2 separate regions of the Homo sapiens genome follow, and region 2 is linked to region 1. The links are chromatin contacts, found by Hi-C or POLR2A ChIA-PET in ENCODE. All regions are on one chromosome and are shown on one strand. The core of a region is the stretch at or near the end of the contact, and the rest is flanking DNA. Distances in the headings are between cores, read along the strand shown.

The links. A loop is a pair of places that touch in the nucleus more often than their neighbours do. ChIA-PET counts read pairs that join two places held with the same protein, here RNA polymerase II (POLR2A). Pooled maps may share reads with other maps.
Region 2: a pooled map shows a loop between it and region 1 (2.5-fold over the local background). The contact joins two enhancer-like sites. A Hi-C loop is called at or near these places in 2 of 50 pooled maps. POLR2A ChIA-PET finds 5 or more read pairs at or near these places in 3 of 52 experiments (H1, WTC11 and activated T-cell).

Annotation. Positions count from the first base shown.
Region 1 is chr15:90,146,538-90,153,213 of GRCh38, forward strand. No RefSeq gene overlaps it. Among named protein-coding and RNA genes, the nearest start is that of IDH2, 47 kb to the left of the region's middle. RefSeq lists an enhancer at 2,652-2,861. Within about 2 kb of position 2,679, at least 5 of the 41 ENCODE cell types and tissues checked have a DNase peak (open chromatin) inside an H3K27ac peak, as active enhancers do.
Region 2 is chr15:90,397,067-90,403,742 of GRCh38, forward strand. The region is part of intron 2 of IQGAP1 (IQ motif containing GTPase activating protein 1); the gene reads left to right. Among named protein-coding and RNA genes, the nearest start is that of IQGAP1, 12 kb to the left of the region's middle. Within about 2 kb of position 3,990, at least 35 of the 41 ENCODE cell types and tissues checked have a DNase peak (open chromatin) inside an H3K27ac peak, as active enhancers do.

The DNA.
Region 1 (6,676 bases), core at 1,429-3,928:
CGTGTCAGGCACTGAACACTGACAGCAGCTAACAATTACACTGACTTACTCCACACCAGGCTTGTTCTAAGCAGCTGCTGTCCAATAAACACATAATGCAAGCCACATAGGTAGTTTTGTTGTTGTTGTTAATGTTTGTTTTTGGGTTTTTTTTGAGATGGAGTTTCACTCTTGTTGCCCAGGCTGGAGTGCAATAGTGTGATCTTGGCTCACCGCAACCTCCGCCTCCCGGGTTCAAGTGACTCTCCTGCCTCAGCCTCCCGAGTAGCTGGGATTACAGGCATGTGCCACCATGCCCGGCTAATTTTGTATTTTTAGTGGAGATGGGGTTTCTCCATGTTGGTCAGGCTGGTCTCAAACTCCAGACCTCAGGTGATCCGCCCGCCTCGGCCTCCCAAAGTGCTAGGATTACAGGCGTGAGCCACTGCGCCTGGCCTAGTAGTTGTTTTTTAATTTATTAATTTACTTTTCACCATGGCAGAAAAGAGCGTAGTTTTAAAAACTCTAGTAGCTGCATTTTTAAAAGTAAAAACAAAAAACCCACTGGTGAAATTAATTGTAATAATATATTCTATTTAGACTGAGTGTGGTGGCTCACTCCTGTCCTCCCAGCAGTTTGGGAGGCTGAGGCAGGCAGATCACTTGAGGTCAGAAGTTCAAGACCAGCCTGGCCAATATGGGGAAAGCCCGTCTCTACCAAAAATACAAAAATTAGCCAGGCGTGATGGCATACGCCTGTAATCCCAGCTACTCAGGAGGCTGAGGCAGAAGAACCGGTTGAAGCCTGGAGGTGGAGGTTGCAGTGAGCCGAGATGGTGCCACTACACTCCAGCCTGGAGGTGGAGGTTGCAGTGAGCCGAGATGGTGCCACTACACTCCAGCCTGGGCAACAGAGTGAGACTCCATCTCAAAAACAAACAAACAAATAATATATTCTATGTATTACAATATATTCTATGTAACCCAATATAATCAATAATTAGGGAGTTATTTTACTTTTTTTTGAGACAGGGTCTCACTCTGTTGCCTAGACTGGAGTGTGGCACGATCACAACTCACTACATCCTTGACCTCCCCTAGGCTCAGGTGATCCTTCCACCTCAGCCTCCCGAGTAGTTGGGACTATAGGCGCGTACCACCAGGCCCTGATAATGTTTTGTATTTTTTGTAAAGATGGGGTTTCACGATGTTGCCCAGGCTGGTCTCAAACTCCTGGACTCAAACAATCCACCCACCTCAGCCTCCCAAAGTGCTGGGATTACAGGTATGAGCTATTGCACCTGGCCTTTTTTGTATGAAGTCTTCAAAATCCGATGTGAATTTATGCATACATCACATTTCAGGGTTTTTTTGTTTGTTTTGTTTTTTTGAGACAGGGTCTCACTCTGTCACCCTGGCTGGAGTGCAGTGGCACAATCATGGCTCACTGCAGCTTTGACCTTCTAAACTCAAGCAGTCCTCCTTCCTCAGCCTCCCGAGTAGCTGAGACTACAGGCACATGCCACCACACCAGGCTAATTTTTAAATTTTTTTTTTTTTTTTTGTAGAGACAGGGTCTCACCATGTTGTCCAGGCTGGTCACAAACTCCTGGGCTCAAGCGATCCTCCCGCCTCAGCTTCTCAAACTGTTGGGATTACAGGTGTGAGCCACTGTGCCTGGCCTCCCGACTCAGCCTCCCAAAGTGTTGGGATTACAGGCGCGAGCACCACGCAGGGTACATCTCAGTTTAGACAAACCACGTTTTCTTTTTGTTTTACTTTTTCTTTTTTTTTTTTGAGATGGAGTCTCGCATTGTTACGATCTCAGCTCACTGCAACCTCCGCCTCCCAGGTTCAAGCAATTCTCCTTGCCTCAGCCTCCCAAGTAGCTGGGATAGACAAGCCACATTTCAAGTGCTCAGTAGGTACTGTGGCTGATGGCTACACTATTAGATGCAGCTGTCTAAGTGCTTTAGCTGTGTTAGTCCTCACAACTGTGCTTTTGTTATCCTCATTTTACAGATGAGAAAATTTACACAGAAAGTGCTTCAGCACTTTGCCCATTGCTACCCAGAAAGAAAAGGGCTGAGCTGGAATCTGAGCCACCAAGGTCAGCCAACTGAGGGTCCACAGTCTGGTGTCCTAACAACTGTGCTATGCTGTCAGCTTCACAAATCTCATCTCCCATAGGAGGTCATCAAAAAGCTGCTTGCAGCTGGGTGCAGTGGCTCACACCTGTAATCCCGGCACTTTGGGAGGCCGAGGCAGGCAGACCACTTGAGGTCAGGAGTTCAAGACCAGCCTGGCCAACATGGTGAAACCCCATCTCTACTAAAAATACAAAAATTAGCCAGGTGTGGTGGTGCGTGCCTGTAGTCTCAGCTACTTGGGAGGCTGAAGCAGGAGAATCTGCTTGAACCCTGGAGGCGGAGGTTGCAGCAAGCCAAGATTGCGCCACTGCACTCCAGCCTGGGTGACAGAGCAAGACTCTATCTCAAAAAGAAAGAAAGAAAGAAAGAGAGAGAGAGGAAGGAAGGAAGGAAGGAGGGAAGAAAGAAAGAAAGAAAACAATAATCCAATATATAGGCAAGAGCCCTTACTTCTCTACTACTTACAGTCTAGTGTTCAGAGAATGTAGGAGTGAGCCCAGAGAGCTTCCCAAGCCTACCATGTCGTCACTGCCTACAAGAGTCCCTGAAGATGGCCACACAAAACCCTGGGGCTTACTCATACATGTTCACAGTTTCATTTTCTTATCATATTGGTCAGTTTCATCTACACTGGAACGTGGTTCCACCTATCTTTCTGTTCTCTGATAAGCTTCAGCTCAAGGGGAAACATTTCTGGGGCCACAGGTTCTGTTGCCTGCCTCTGCAAAGAGCACATTACGCAAAGCAGATGTTCTGTGCCCAATTCAGTCTCTGCTATCAGAAAAGCTGTGTTCAGAGCCACATGGAGCCTGCAGCCTCCTGCTTTGCGGGAATGTTTGTGTAAAGGTTCCTGGCTTTCTCTTTGTTTACATCTGACTGTTTACCTTTCAGTCCCATCTCGTCTTCTGCTCAGTGAACAGTTTTTGCACTGGCAGGAGCCAGGTCGAACAGTTCCATAAACTGCTTTTTTATGGTTCTCAGTAGAGCAGAGGTTTGAAATTAGAGAACCTGAATGTTGGCTCAAGGAGGACACAAACTCCCTGAATTAGTGTCCAAATCTATGTGTGTGTGTGTGTGTGTGTGTGTGTGTTTGTGTCTTTCTAGGGGGTGGTTCCTTATTCTCATTGGATTTCCAAAGGGGTCTGGAACCCACAACAGGGTCAGAACACCTGGGTATATGGTGGGCCCCAAGGGGCCACCAAATGGAACGTTCTGCCGTCTGCTCTTTGGAATATTCTTCTGGCCAAGAGCCACCACTTCCCTGACTCCGGCCTTTCTCTTCCCCACTGTCACCAACAGGGGATATAGGCTTTCTATTGGGCACCACTCCTCACTGAGAACTGCTCTCAGGGCTTTCTGAGCCTGTTGGTGTGACTGCGGTGGTGGCAGCTTGCAGGAGAGACACCTCACTCTTTGCTTTGTGGGATCCTCTGCTTGGTCCCTGACTCACAGACTGAAGCTCAAATTCTAGCCACGCACCAAAAAGTGACCGACAGCCGGGCGCGGTGGCTCGTGCCTATAATCCCAGCACTTTGGGAGGCCGAGGCGGGCGTTTCACCATGTTGGCCAGGCTGGTCCCAAACTCCTGACCATTGCATTTGTTTGCAATGTAATTTGCAAACAAATTTGGTAGGCTGCCATAACAAAAGTTCCACAGACTGGGTGGCTTAAACCGTAGACATTTAGCTTCTTACAATTCTAGAGTCCAGAAGTTCACAATCAAGGTGTCTGCAGAGCTGATTTATTCTGAGGTGTCTCTCTTTGGCTTGCAGATGGCCATTTTCTCCTTGTGTCCTCACATTTTTCCCTCTTGCATGTCTGTGTCCTAATCTTCTCTTCCCTTTTATTTTTTTGAGGCAGAGTTTTGCTCTTGTTGCCCAGGCTGGAGTGTAATGGCGTGATCTCGGCGCACTGCAACCTCTGCCTCCCGGGTTCAAGCGATTCTCCTCCCTTAGTCTCCCAAGTAGCTGGGATTACAGGCATGCACCACTACACCCGGCTAATTTTGAATTTTTAATAGAGACGGGGTTTCACCAGGTGGTCAGTCTGGTCTCAACTCCTGATCTCAAGTGATCCGCCCGCCTCAGCCTCCCAAAGTCCTGGGATTACAGGCATGAGCCACCGTGCCTGGCCCTGCCTAATCTTCTCTTCTTATAAGGACAGCCATCCTACTGGATTAGGGCCCACCCTAAGGACCTCATTTTAACTTAATTACCTCTTTAAAGACTTTACCTACAAATACATATGAAGCTAGAACTTCTTGGTGAACATAATTCAGTCCATACCACTATCTTACACTTCTGTGATTACAAAAGCAACATATGCTCCCTGTAGAAAATATGGGAACATCAGAAATGGAAAAACTAAGACAAGAATCTCTGCAAAAATCTTGTTTTTTTGTTTTTATTTATATTTATTTATTTTGATTATTTTTGTTTTGAGACAAGACCTACTCTGCCACCCAGACTGGAGTGCAGTGGCACAGTCACAGCTCATGGAAGCCTTAAGCTCCTGGGCTCAGACAATTCTTTGGCCTCAGCCTCCAAGTACCTGGACTACAGGTGTGCACCACCATGCACCATGCCTAGCTAATTTTTAAAATTTTTTTGTAGAGACAGAGTCTCACTATGTTTCCCAGGCTGGTCTTGAGCTCCTGAGCTCAAGCAAGCCTCACACCTCGGCCTCCCAATGTGCTGGGATTACAAGCATGAGCCACCGCACCTGGCCCTGTTTTTTTTTTTTTTTTTAAGTGTATAAAGTAAAAGTGAAAATATACCCTTCATTCCTCATTTCTACCTTCTTCCCCAAAGAACACTGCTGTGATAGTGAGGGACCTTTTTTGGGTTTGTCCAAACTGCTTCCAGTAACATCCTTGCCCTCCAGCTACACCTGTTCCTGCTGGTGCTCTGGAGAACAGGCCCCTTGTGCCGGGGTTGCTGGTGGATCAAATCTTTGGGCACAGTCACAGGGATTCTGCAGAAGTGGAATTGTTTTGTCAAAGGGTATACAAAATGTTCATAATTAGAGCTCAGATTTAAAAGAATTTTTTTTTTTTTTTTTTTGAGACAGAGTCTCACCGCGCCCGGCCTAAAAGGAAATTTTAAAAGAAGGCATGTAAAGATACAGGAGACCTGGCCAGGCACGGTGGCTCATGTCTGTAATCCCAGCACTTTGGGAGGCTGAGGGGGGTGGATCACAAGGTCAGGAGTTTGAGACCAACCTGGCCAAAATGGCAAAACCCCATCTCTACTAAAAATACAAAAATTAGCCGGGCGTGGTGGTGGACACCTGTAATCCCAGCTACTCCAGAGGCTGAGGCAGGAGAAGCGCTTGAACCCAGGAGGCGGAGGTTGCAGTGAGCCGAGATTGTGCCATTGCACTCCAACCTGGGCGGCAAGAGCAAGACTCTGTCTCAAAAAAAACAAAACAAAAAAAAAAGACACAGGAGCCTGTTAGGATAGCCTCCCTACGGTACTGGTACTGAAATGTTAACCGTGCTTGATCTTAGGTAATGGGGCAGGAAGTTGTTTTTCCTTCCTTTGTCTTGCTACCTAGCTGGATTTTCTACATTTTCTTTCATGAGCTTGTGCTACTTTTTGTAATGGAGGAAATAAACAACTGTAATAGAATGCTGCCAGAGAAGACAATTGAAAGGAACTTTTGGTTCTGTTCAGAAAGGGCAGGCCTGCTGCTAGTAGCTGCAGGGGACAGACAGCGGATGGGGCAGGGGGATTTCTGGCAGAGGCTGAAATGGAAGGTGGGACCTGTGGCCAGTGTGGTGGGGGCGGGGCAGTCTCTGCCTTTCAGACCTGGGAGGGAACTGTGTGCATGAGCTTTGCCAGGGAGGGAGGTAGCTCTTAGCTGGTCCAAGATAGGCCGAAGAGTTTGTAAACAAGTGCCTGGCTACTCAAAAAAAGTTTAGGTCCTTTGGCCCAGACTAGTTCTATCCCAGGCTACTGAGAAACGGGATGCTGAGTCCCTGCCACTGGTCTTTGAAAAACGACAATGGAAGATGCGCTGAAAGATTGGAGAGGGTCAAAACGCCATTCCCTTTCCTGAAAGGAAGGCAACAGAAACTTCAAACATTGGGGCAGAGGGCTAAGCAAGATTAAAGGGTGACTCAGGACCCCGTAGAAAAGGATGTGACAATTCATGGGAGCTGGAATGGGTCATCAACTGCAGCCCCAGACCAACCTCAGCTCGTGATGTGAGGCACAGAGATCCTAGATTCAGCAGGTCTCCTAACAGACTTATTATTGTTTGCAGCCAAGATGGAGAAATATGGAGTAGACACTAGAACGGTCAGGTCAAATGACAGCCCCCAAATCAGTGGACTGATGCCAAGGTGAGGCAGGTCTCTAAGTCCATGTCAAAAGGCTCTGTTCGCCTTGTTGCCCAGGTTGGAGTGCAGTGGCATGGTAACTGATCACTTCAGCCTCAGCCTCTGGGTTCAAGGGATCCTCCCACTTCACCCTCCTGAGTAGCTGGGACTACAGGCACCATCACACCTGACTAATTTTTTTTTTTTTTTGAGAGGGAGTCTCGCT
Region 2 (6,676 bases), core at 2,740-5,239, 250 kb after region 1:
GGTCTCCAACTCCTGACCTCAAGTGATCCACCCGCCTCGGCCCCCGCAAAGTGCTGGGATTATAGGCGTGAGCCACTGCACCCAGCCTAGCAAAATTTAAAATTAAGAAATGTAAAGAGTTGAACTAGTTAGTACCCATTATTATTAAGAAAAGTCATGTGGCTCTATATTCTCATAGTACGAATAATTAAGTAAAATAGAAATTCAAAAGTATGAATAAAATTTCTTTGAAAATCTTGAATGTTGAGATATCTTGCCACAGTGAAAAGAATCAGACTTTCTGTTTTGGCAGGTGTGAGTTCTGATTCTGGTTTTGCAAGTTGCTTAACGTCAGGGAGTGAGCCCAAATTTGTCCTTTGCAGAATGGGAACGCTATGCATCTTACAGAGCTGCTGTGATGGTTAATTGCTTGGCACAGTGAAATACAGTAGGCACTCAACAAACTTTTTTTTTTTTTTTTTTTTTTTTGAGACGGAGTCTTGCTCTGTCGCCCAGGCTGGAGTGCAGTGGTACAATCTTGGCTCACTGCAACCTCCGCCTCCCAGGTTCTCACCATTCTCCTGCCTCAGCCTCCCGAGTAGCTGGGACTACAGGCGCCTGCCACCACACCTGGCTAATTTTTTACATTTTTAGTAGAGATGGGGTTTCACTGTGTTAGCCAGGATGGTCTCGATCTCCTGACCTCGTGATCCACCTGCCTCGGCCTCCCAAAGTGCTGGGATTACAGGCGTGAGCCACCACGCCCGGCCTGAACTCAATAAACTTTTATCCAAGCACCTGGATAAAGGATATCCTGAATTTTTTCTTTTCTTTTTTTTTTTCTTTTTTTTTTTTGAGATGGAGTCTCACTCTTGTTGCCCAGGCTGGAGTGCAGTGGCACTATGTTGGCTCACTGTAACCTCTGCCTTCTGGGTTCAAGCGATTCTCCTGCCTCAGCCTCCCAAGTAGCTGGGATTACAGGTGCCTACCACCATACCCAGCTAATTTTTGTATTTTTTAGTGGAGACGGGGGTTTCACCATGTTGGCCAGGCTGGTCTCAAACTCCTGACCTCAGGTGATCCACCCGCCTTGGCCTCCTACAGTGCTGGGATTACAGACATGAGCCACTGTGCCCGGCCTCCTGAATTTTCACATTAAATCTGCAAAAGGAAAAGCAGATTTAATGTGAAGATGACAGGAATTTTCTGGGCACTTTCAAGGTCCTAAGGTTGGTAGCCCTAGTTTTTTCACTTCAGACCTTAGCTTTTATCTGAAGGAAAACACCAGAAACAGAAGATACTTCTAGGGAGTGGAATGGGGGTAGAGGGTGTGAGATTTCCTTTTTACTTAATACTGTACTATATATTTAAAATGCTTTTTACAGTGATAATTTTATAATAAAGGAAAAGAAGGGATTAAGTAAAAGGAAAAACTGTGTATATAATTTTTAGATATAATCACAAATTCAGATTTTTAAGTTACTACACAGATGTTCCTCGATTTAGGAGGGGGTTATATCCCAATATTGTAAGTCAAAATGCATTTAATACACCTAACCTACTGAGTATCATAGCCCAGTCCACCTTAATTGTGCTGAGAATACTGATGTTAGCTTACAGTTGGACAAAATTATCTAGCACAAAGCCTATATTACAATAAAGTATTAAGTATCTTGGCTGGGCGCGGTGGCTCACACCTGTAATCTCAGCACTTTGGGAGGCCAAGGCAGGTGGATCACTTGATGCCAGGAGTTCGAGACTAGCCTGGCCAACATGGTGAAACCTCATCTGTACTAAAAATACAAAAAACATTAGTTGGGTATGGTGGCGTGTGCTTGTAATCCCAGCTACTCTGGAAGCTGAGGCACAAGAATCACTGGAACTGGGAGGTGGAGGTTGCAGTGAGCTGAGATCACGCCACTGTACTGCAGCCTGGGTGATAGAACCAGACATTGTCTCAAAAAAAAAAAAAAAAAAAAAGTGAATATAGGAAATCTTCCTTGAAAAAACAAAGATACTCCTACCTCAGCTTCTCAAGTACCTGGGACTATAGGCCCACTTCACCTCACCTAACTAATTAAAAAAAATTTTTTTTTTTGTAGAGATGGGGTTTCTCTATGTTGCCAGGCTGGTCTTCATCTCCTGGGGCTCAGGCTATCCTTCGCTAAAGTGCTGGGATACAGGCGTGAGCAGCCACACCTGGCCTGTATTGTCTTAATTTACTATTTTCAGTGGCCATCTAATGTTCATAATTTATTTAGGTTTATTCCTGTTTAAAGTTCTATTGCTTTGATTGCTGGAGAGTTTAAACATTTTCTTACATATTTGTTTATCAGTATTATTTTCTTATGCAAATTTTCTGTTTTTGTTATGTGCCTGGCTTCTAGGGTCATGATGTTAACTTTTGTGAGCTCTTTTATAACATGGACTTGACTTTCTCTCGTATTTGCTACAAACATTTTCCCTTGATGTTTCATTGTATTTGTTTTCTTCATTGTAGTTTTAAATTTTATTGAGTTTAAATGTCAGTCTTTCGATTTGTAATTTCTTCTATCAACTCGAAGTCTAGATAGTTTAATTTCTCTAAAACCTTGCCAAAATTTTCAGTTTAATAATCGATTGGCTTACTTTTTATATATTTGTAGAGATGGGGTCTTGTAATGTTGATTGTAAGGGGAACTTATCCCGAACTTCTGGCCTTAGGTGATCCTCCTGCCTCAGCCTCCCAAAGTGATGGAATTACAGGCCTCTAATATCCTTTAAAAACCAGCTGTTTATTACCTATTAGCAATTCATGTCTGTTTTGTCAAATATTATGTATATATATATTTCTAGTTCTGGACTTTTAAATTATGGTGAACCATATTTCATTTTTTTGAGAAAAATATATATGACTTTGTTATACTTCTTATCATTGAGAAACAACATCTGAAGCTAGCTTAATTTTAACTCTATGACAAGTAACTTGATTTTTTTTTCCTTTTTTCGTGACTTGAAATTTGTAGAATTGTTGTTCCTTGAGGTATAAACATTTCCCCAGTTAACATGTTAGGGTTGCTATTGGCTTAGCAATTTTGCCTGCAATGTGGAGACTCTTCTTGGTTTATAATGTCTCTTGTTTGTTTATTTTAGCTTTAGGAAATTGTCCATTATGCCTGTGGTGATTAGTTAGATCTGTGTAGTCTATTTTATGGCTCTTCTTCATTTTGTTTACGTTAAATAAGCGTTCTAGGTATGTGTCTCACATACATCTTTTGTTGCACTGACTTGATTTTCTACAGTCTTGATATTTTTTCCTTGGTTCTGTTAATGGTAGTTGCTTTGTCCTATTGTAGTTTATATTTTTAATTAATTCCTTTTCCGTCTCCATTCTTGTTAATAGCTTAAATGATCTCTTTTTAGTTCATGAAGAAGAGTGTGGCACAAAAGATCCTTTCAAGGTGAAAAAAAGGAGCAGGTAGCCAAGATAGTTGGGTTACATAGTTTACCACTTCCCTTTATAATCCGTAGGTGTTGAAATAGATGTGGCCATGAAAAACCAGTGTTAATCGGGCAGCTGAGTGTATGGATTGTCCACCAGTCAAGGTTGGGGAAAAAATCTGGCTGGGCTAAGTGTGGCCCGTTAGTTTGACCTCATTTGGCATGTATTTCTTCTGGTCTTACAGGTCAGAGCAACTGTTTTTATATATTTTAATGTCCCTAATGACAAAATAGTAAAAATACATTTGAGGACCCAAGTTGGCATGTTCTAGGAATTTCATTTTCCGGCTTAGTGTGGTGACCTGCCTCTGATTGCTGTACAATTCCTTCTGCTTCACAGTGTCACATCTGGGGATACCAGTTGGTAGTGGAACCTGTTTTGGACATTTTTAAGCCTTGTGGTATCTGATGGACTCTTGGTTGTTTCTAGCTGGTGCTAAATAAACCCCTTGACAAGAAGTATTTGTGTAAGAAAGCGCTGGTAGGCAAAGTGAGAACATCCGGAAGTGATTCATATTACTGTGGTTGTTTGCTTAACTCAGGACTTGGTTGCCTAGAGACCATATCGTTGAGTTAGCCGAGTGAAGTGCCAGTGGAACCTGGAGGGCCTGTGGCCTACCGGATCAAATCAGGGCTCTGCTCCTTAATTTTTCTCCTGAAGTCTCCTAGCAATCTGATTGATCTCTGTGGTTTGACAGTGCGTGAATTAAAAAAATCTTAAACATATTAATGTTTAAGAAAGATCTGGTTAATGGTTTATTTTGAAGAGTAAGAGTTTACTTGCTGAAGTTTGAATGTTGGGTTAAAATTTTTTAAAAAAATAGTTGTATGTTGGGAAGAATTAGTTATTTCAATAAGGCATTTTATTCTAGAAACCTCAGTACTTTAAGGCAGCTAAAGGAAAGCCAAAATAATCCCCCAAAACAAAAAACCAAAAACCTGCAATTTGCAAGGCAGTCATAATCTAAAATATTTTCTGTCTGTCCCAAAGTCAGTGTATTCCCCTTGCCTCTCCCCCTCTTCCTCATTGTCATGATTAGTACCGTTTATTGCATACTTTCTACATGCAAGGCACTGTGCTAAGCACTTTATATGCTTTATCTAATTAGCTATTCTTGAAGCCCTGTGAGGTGCTTATTATCTACATTTAACAGATAAGAAAGCAAAGCTCAGAGAGGTTAACTCATTCATCTAATAAGTGGTTGATCCAGATTTCAGGTTTGGCAAGAACTCTGAAGTCCTTTCTCTTAACTGCCATGTTAGTCTGCTGCTGCTATACTTCTGGTTCTAAAAATAATGACAACAGTAGTAACTACTGTTAATTAAGCAGAATGATGATGAAATTTACATATTACATTATTGTGAGATAGGCATTATTTTTATTTTAAAGAGGGAAAAAAATAGAGTTGATAACACTTTTCCCAAGGTCATATATTGGAATTCAAGCCCAGGTTTGTGACACCAAAGCTGGTGCTCTTAACTTCTGCAGATGCTGAAGTGGCAACATTTAAGTCTAACCTCTTTAACTGGTGCCCAGAGACATTAAGTAACTTGTGTAGTTTTCAAGTCAGTGAGGGAACTCCATCAATTTCCTGCCACTTATTTTGGAGTCTCTTCCACCTGCCACCTGAGGGAAAGTCTCCAGTTGTCTTATGTATTTTTGTGTCTAACTAGCTTGTTGGACCCTTCCTAATTGCTTCCCTTCTTCATAACCTGGTATCTGCTTTGAATTCAGCTTAGAAAGGTGTTCCTTCCTACCACTTTCTTGTTTGTTAAAGAGTTACCTCATACAGACAGGAGTGGCAAATTGGATTGGAAATTGCTTTGGATCATTTGGCAAGAACTGTATTTTTGGGGTTGTGGGAGGAGGAGAGGCCTGTCTAAAAGCTCTATTTCTTCTTTACTCAGAATACCTTCCTGTTGACTCATTGGAAATCATAACAAAAAGCAGAAGGAATATTGGAGAGGCAGCTGCCAGCCTAGGGCTTGGCTTCTGTTGGGGCAGCTGTTTGGGGATTTAGACACACTGGGCTCTAAGAACTGTGAGGTTTCTGCAGCAGAAGGAAATAGTATTACTCTGATAGGTATTTATTCATAAGGTTAAAAAGTGTCAGACTATTGCTTGGGATTATTGATGAGCAACATAAGAAACTAAAAATATTTTCTCAAATAGAATTAACTGGTGATCCTAAAAACAGAATGAATTGAGGAATACAAGAGGGAGTGGGGGCAAAATTAGAAAAGGAAAAGTTGAAAAGAAGAGAAAAAAAACTTACAATCATTAAAAATAGGAAAAAGATAACATTTAAATAGAAAAAGTCTCACAGATATGCATGCAGTAGGCATTAATCAGCAGGTCATTTTACTGTAAGTAACATACATCTCAGATGACCTTTAAAACAGCTAAAAGTAAACAAAATTTGTCTTTTATTTAAATGACTATTATAACAAAATGTTTTTTTGGGCTGGGCCCTGTGATTCACACCAGTAATCCCAACACTTACGGAGGCCGAGGAGGGAGGATAGCATCAGGCCAGGAGTTCATGACCAGCCTGGGCAACATATTAAGACCCTGTCTCTACAAAATATAAGAAATAAAAAAAAGCCAAACGTGGTGGCACACACCTGTAGTTCCAGCTACTCGGGAGGCTGAGGTGGAAGGATCACTTGAGCCCAAGAGTTCGAGGCTGCAGTGAGCTACGATCACACTGCTGCACAAAAATGTGTTTCTTCCCTGAAGACATGCTATGTCATTAGTTTGGGCAATACCTTTTCATAATTGATAGTTTAAAAAGGTAGTGTTTGACAATGGCTTGACTTTTGGGGTTTTCCTTAAAAATTTGAGAATCCCCATAGGAATGTTTTTTAGATAGATTTGGTCTTAATTTAAAATTTTTAAATTTAAAACATTTTTTTCTTAGAAATAGGTAATACACAGACGTGATACATAATTCAGAGACTATGCAAGTATATAACACTGAAAAAAAGTCTATATCCTTAGTCTTCTTTCTCTAGCTATTCAGTTATTTTCCCCACATGGAACTGCTATCATGATTGTGTCTCTTTCCGGAGATATTCTGTGCATGTAAATACAAATTACTTTGATTTGTTTAGAAGTGGTTGCACACTGTACATTTTGCTTTACATCTTTTTGTTGTTGTTTTTTGAGATGGAGTCTTGCTCTGTTGCCCAGGCTGGAGTGCAGTGGTGTGATCTC